Regions from separate parts of the Homo sapiens genome. Here region 1 is linked to region 2. Evidence: read pairs that join two places in POLR2A ChIA-PET (ENCODE). Cell type or tissue: A673. All regions are shown on one strand. Each heading gives the region's core, and the rest is flanking DNA. Links, peaks and the distances in the headings are about the cores only. Region 1 has its middle 50 kb from the start of MIR4783. Region 2 overlaps LOC124908047 (translation initiation factor IF-2-like).

What was found. ChIA-PET counts read pairs that join two places held together with the same protein. Peaks named below come from ENCODE experiments on the same cell type or tissue, not always from the same donor. Only the 100,000 strongest peaks of a DNase experiment are listed, where the experiment ranks them.
Region 1: POLR2A ChIA-PET joins it to region 2 with 8 read pairs; 4 of 35 experiments call an interaction of 5 or more read pairs at or near these places.

Annotation. Positions count from the first base shown.
Region 1 is chr2:127,471,768-127,474,681 of GRCh38, forward strand. It overlaps the pseudogene RNU4-48P. Among named protein-coding and RNA genes, the nearest start is that of MIR4783, 50 kb to the left of the region's middle. In A673, for the core only: no CTCF peak of the experiment used is centred there; no DNase peak of the experiment used is centred there.
Region 2 is chr2:127,406,346-127,409,259 of GRCh38, forward strand. LOC124908047 (translation initiation factor IF-2-like) reads right to left here. Exons shown (of 3, transcript XM_047446883.1): 2 at 1,789-2,414; 3 at 1-1,156. The coding sequence ends at 1,125. Among named protein-coding and RNA genes, the nearest start is that of PROC, 11 kb to the right of the region's middle. RefSeq lists a silencer at 1,663-2,102. In A673, for the core only: no CTCF peak of the experiment used is centred there; a DNase peak (open chromatin) is centred at 1,776; H3K4me3 peaks cover 554 bases; H3K27ac peaks cover 1,319 bases.

The DNA of each region.
Region 1 (2,914 bases), core at 257-2,756, 65 kb after region 2:
AGTCCTGTGTGTTTACATGCCATCATAATAAAATTTACAAAGTGTTTTCCCTAAAGCCTCGCCCACTGCTACCCAGGTCAAGTAGAACCAAAGGATATCTAGCTGTCTGTCCTTGGGACTGACACACCCTGAATCTCTCCTCTCGCATTTTTAAGCAGTTATGACACAGAAAGAACCTTTGGGCCCAGGACCCTGGGTTTTGTAAGAACCAGTCTTTGGGAGAACAGACCTAAACCCTCTTCTTCTAAAGTGAGTGGTGTTTTTACTAGTTGCTTCTTCAAACTTTGTAATTCGAGTCCTTCTTTAAAGTAACAAAAATGTTTTTAAAGTCTTCTGCTGAATCTCTTACCAAACAATAACCTTCAAGTTTTGGTGAAACCATTACTTTTATATGTTGAGCTTGCTTAAAACAAGGCACGCAAGTAATCCTGTGACATACTCCATTTTCTTCAAAAACTGATGAACAAGCTTTGCGCAGTGGCAGTATCATAGCCAATGAGGTTTACTCAAGGAGTGATTATTGCTAATTGAAAAACTGATGAACATATGAAGTGCATGTCTGTAGCTTAATAGTACAAAGTCAGCCAACTTGAGACCTTGGCTCAGGTATTTTTGCAACATTTCTAGCCCATGACTACACTGGGTAATCCTACCCCTTTGGACTTACCAAACATCTCTGTAATCCTTTAATGTACAAGTAATAGACATCTACATCACTCCAAACAACACTCTACCTGCTCCAGGGGGAGTCTTACGTCAGAGGACTTCTGCTGCTGCAATAGGGGAAGATCACAGAAAGAGACAGTATGGAGTTTGATTCAATAATTTCTGCCTGTCTGAGAGGAACAGTACACAGGCAGGTGGGGAAGACTTGGTTTATAAACAGTGGTTACCAATGCCTTCCAAAAAACTGTACAGTACTTTACTAGTAGTCTCTCTCTACCCCTGCCAGGACAATCTAAGCAGAAACTCTGCAGTTAGAAGGCAATAGAATGATATATTTAAAGTGATGAAAGAAAAACCTGTCAACCAAGATTTCTTTCTTTTTTTTGAGACAGGGTCTCACTCTGTCACCCAGGCTAGAGTGCAGTGGTGTGATTTCAGCCCACTGCAGTACTACACTACCTCCTGTAGTCAAGGGATCCTCCCACCTCAGCCTCCTGAGCAGCTGGGACTACATGCATGAGCCATCACATTCAGCTAATTTTTCTATTTTTTGTAGAGATGGAGTTTTGCCATGTTGCCCCGGCTGGTCTCGAACTCCTGAGCTCAAGTGATCAGCTTGTCTCAGGCTCCCAGAGTGCTGGGATTACAGGTGTGAGCCACCACGCCCAGCCAAGAATTCTGTATCTGGTAAAACTATCCTTCAAAATCAAGGGAGAAACTAAGATATCCCTAAATAAACAAAAGCTGAAGGAATTCATTACCACTAGACCTACCCTGCAAGAAACGTTAAAAGGAGTCCCTTCCTTCAGGTTGTAAGTAAACAACACTAGACAGTAACTCAAAGATGTATAAAAATATACATTTTTCCTTTCAAGGTAAACACATAGACAAATATAAAAATCAGTATTATTGCAATTTTGGTTCGTAACTCCCCTTATTATTTTACAGGACTTAAAATAGAAAAGCATAAAAAACTATAAATCTTTGCTAGTGGGTACACAATATATAAAGATGTAATTTGTGGCAGCAATAACATAAAGAAGAGACGGAGCTGTAAAGGACGTCTTTTGTATGCAATTAAAGTTATCAGTTTAAAATAGGTTGTTATAACATTAGGATGTTTTATCTAAGTCTCATGGTAACACAAAGGAAATATCTACAGAATATACACAAAAGGAAGTGAGAAGGGAACCAAACACGCCACTATAAAAAAATCAACTGAACTCGCTGGGCGCGGTGGCTCACACCTGTAATCCCAGCACTTTGGGAGGCTGAGGCGGGCGGATCACAAGGTCAGGAGTTCGAGACCAGCCTGGCCAATATGGTGAAACCCTGTCTCTATTAAAAATACAAAAATTAGCTGGGTGGGCGTGGTGGCACGTGCCTGTAGTCCCAGCTACTTAGGGGGCTGAGGCAGAGGAATCGCTTGAGCCTGGGAGGCAGAGGTTGCAGTGAGCCGAGATCATGCCACTGCACTCCAGCCTGGGTGACAGAGCGAGACTCCGTGTCAAAAAAAAAAAAAAAAAAAGAAAAAGAAAAACAAAATCAACTGAACTCAAAGAAACACAGTAAGGGCGTAAATGAGGGACAAAAAGAGCCTATAAGAGATACAGAAAACAACAAAATGGCAACAGTAAGTCCTTCCCCATCAGTAATTACTTTAAATGTAAATGAATTTTAACTCCCAAATCAAGACAGATTGCCAGAATGAATTTAAAAAAAAGAGTCCATCTACATACTGTCTACAAGAGACTCACTTTAGATCTAAGCACACACAGGTTGACAAAGAAAGGACAGAAAAAGATATTCCATGCAAATAGTAATGAAGACAGTAGGGGTGACTATACTAATATCAGACAAAATAGACTTTAAGTCAAAAACTGGTACAAAAGACAAAGAACATTATATATTTTTAAAAGGATCAATTCACCAATGAGATATAGCAATTATAAACATACACAAACACACACACACACACACACACACACACACACCGCAAACATAAGAGCTCCTAAATATATGAACAAACACTGACAGAACTGAAGGGAGGAACAGATGGCCTACTGTAACAGTAGGCTTCAATACCCCACTTTCTATAACTGATAGAAAAGCAAGAGACTAGATCAAAAAAGAAACAGAGGCTGGGCGCAGTGGCTCACACTTGTAATCTCAGCACTATGGGAGGCTGAGGCGGGTGAATTGCTCGAGTCTAGGAGTTCAAGACCAGCCTGGGCGACATGGTAAAACC
Region 2 (2,914 bases), core at 282-2,781:
GACCCTTCCTCAAAAAAAAAAAAAAGAAGAAGAAGAAGAAAGAAAAGAATTTGAATTGGGTACTAGGCATAGTACCTGGGTGATGAAATAATCTGTACCACAAACCCCCATGATACAAGTTTACCTATATAACAAACCTGCACATACACCGTGAACCTAAAACAAAAGTTTACCAAAAAAAAAAAAAAAAGAAAGAAAAGAAAAGAAAAAGAAAAAAAATTTCAAGACCTAGATCAGAAATCAGCTCCTTGGCCAGGCATACTGGCTCATGCTTGAGCAAGGCAGGAGGATTGCTTGAGCCCAGGAATTTGAGACCAGCCTGGGCAATACTGTGTGACTTCATCTCAAAAAAAAAAAAAAAGGAAAAAAAATTATATATAAAATAAAGCATTCTGAGGCTTCATCCACTCCTCACTCCTCAGAGAAGTACTGAAGCTAGCTAGAGATTTCTGCAGGGTGTGGAATGGGGAGAAAGGCAGCGTGACTGTGTGTCACATTTGTTTCTGACACCTTTTTGTAGGTCTGAAATGCTTTTAAATAAACATTTTTAAGTAATATATACGTGACAAAAATTCAAACAGCAGCAAAGTACAGTGAAAAGTCCTCCCTCATCCCCAGTGCCCTCCCACCCCAGGTAATCACAGTTACCAGGATTCAATGCACATCCAAACACAAACAAACACAAACCATGGTGTGTTTATTGCCCATGGAGGCTCTGTCTCAGGTCCCTGGGAATCATTGGGAGTTGTGGATCCCAGCACTTTGGGAGGCTGAGGCAGGAGGATCGCTTGAGCCCAGGAGTTTTTTGAGACCAGCTTGAACAACATAGTGAGACCCCATCTCTACAAAAAATTAAAAAATTAGCCAGGTGTGGCGGTCCATGCCGGTAGTCCCAGCTACTTGGGAGGCTGAGGCAGGATGATCACTTGCACCTGGGACGTTGAGGCGGCAGTGAGCCGTGTTCGCGCCACTGCACTCCAGCCTGGGTGACACTGCAAGACCCTGTCTCAAAAAAAGTAGTCAAGGAGGCTGAGAGCCAGGAAGCCTCTGGCCAGCAGGTGAGCAGGCCCTTTCCTGCTGCTGTGCATTGTATTTAAGAGAAAAGACAGATACGTCTGATACCTTCAAAGGTGTTCTTCATACAGCAGGTTGCAACCTATTAATAGATCATAAAATCAGTTTAGTGTTTCATCATCATCATCAAAAACCACCACCAACAACAAAAAGACCCAGAACAGATAGTGTAAAGAGTGCATCCCTGCATTCCTGTATAGGGAGAAATATGGTTTTGTGGAACCTTGTTGCGATGTAAAGTGTACTTCTTAAGATAAATACAGGGTTGAGGTTTTTGAAATAAAGTTTGAACAGGACCACCTTAAGCCACAGTGTAGACTTTCCATAGGCCAAAACCTGGATCACCAAGACAGTGTGCCCCAGGCTGCAGGCCACACTCCTGGGAGCCTCAGGCAACCTTGTGCAGGCCTGACTTCGAGACACTCTGAGCATGAGCTGGTTCCTGGGTAGCCTCCCCTCTACCTCTCCCCGCTTGCCCTCCCTCCCTCCTTCTGCTCCTGTCTCTCCTCATCCCCTCCCCGAGTTGCTGCCTCCTCCTCCTCCTCCCCCACCACCTCTCCCCGTCTCCGAGTTGCCTGCCCCGCCCCCTCCTCTTCCCCCTGCCCCTCTCCGCGTCCTTCCCGCCTTCCCCCTCCTCGTCTCCCCCCTCCCCGCCCGCGCCGTCTGCGTCCCTCCCGGGCCCAGACGCGGCGCGGTCAGGGGGCGCTGACTCACAGGCTGACTCAGCTGCAGGCGCGCTGCCAGGCGACGCAGCGGGCGGGTGGCCGGGCGCCGGCGGGCTCGCAGCCGGGCTGCTGGCAACGGTGCCGGCGGAGGTGGGGGCGTGGCGCGGGATGGGCGGCGCGGGCCCTGCCGTGGTACCGCCTGGCAGCGTCCACCCCGCCGCTGGGGCGCCCTGGAGGCTCCTGGCCCTCCGTGGGGCCGTGACACCGGCGCTGCGGGGAGCGGTGGCCTCGCAGAGGCTGGGCATGGGAGGACGGCCGCCCCGGGTAAAGGACAGGGCCCTGGAAACGCGGGTCTGCCGGGAGCAGGGGACAGGAAGGAGACCGCGGCTCTCCCAGTCCTGCTGCCCCGGGCCTCCAGACGGCCAGACTCTCCCCACACCGGCCTGGAGGGGGACGCGCCGACCCCAGCTGGGAGGGGTGGCTGGCTGCGTAGATCCGTTTGGGCCGCCTGCCTGGAAAGGCCCAGGTCCGGGCCTCGTCCTCCTCTTCACACTCTCCCCCGATCTCCAACCACCTTCACCCTCGCCCCCACCACCACCACCCCCAGCTCCTCCTGGCCGCCTGCGGTCCAGCTGAGGCCCGCCTCCTCCAGGAAGTCTTCCTGGAGAGCCTGTCCTGGGTTAGGCCCGCCCAGAGCCACCTGGGGCGACTTATTTCATGGCACCTTCGACCTTGCTCTCTGTCTGTTTTGTGTCTGGCTTCATCACCAAACTGAGCCTCTTGGGGGCAGTGACCGGGTCTTAGGTCTTAGTTGGCCCTTAGGCGCTAGGGCTGAGAAGACTTAGGCGGACAGGAGATGAGACTGTGTATTCGACGACACACTTTAGAGATCCAGCCCGGAACACAGCCATACCAGATTTTAAAAAAAGCCAACATAATATAGCATGTTAAAAATTATTGTAGGCCGGGAGCGGTGGCCCACGCCTGTAATCCCAGCAATTCAGGAGGCTGAGGCCGGAGGATCACTTGAGCTCAGGAGTTTGAGACCAGCCTAGGCAACCAACATAGTGAGACTCCGTCTGTACAAAAATGAAAAAAAATTAGCCGAGCGTGGTGGCCTGCACCTATAGTCCCAGCTACCTCGGGAGGCTGAGGAGGGAGGACCCTTTGAGCCC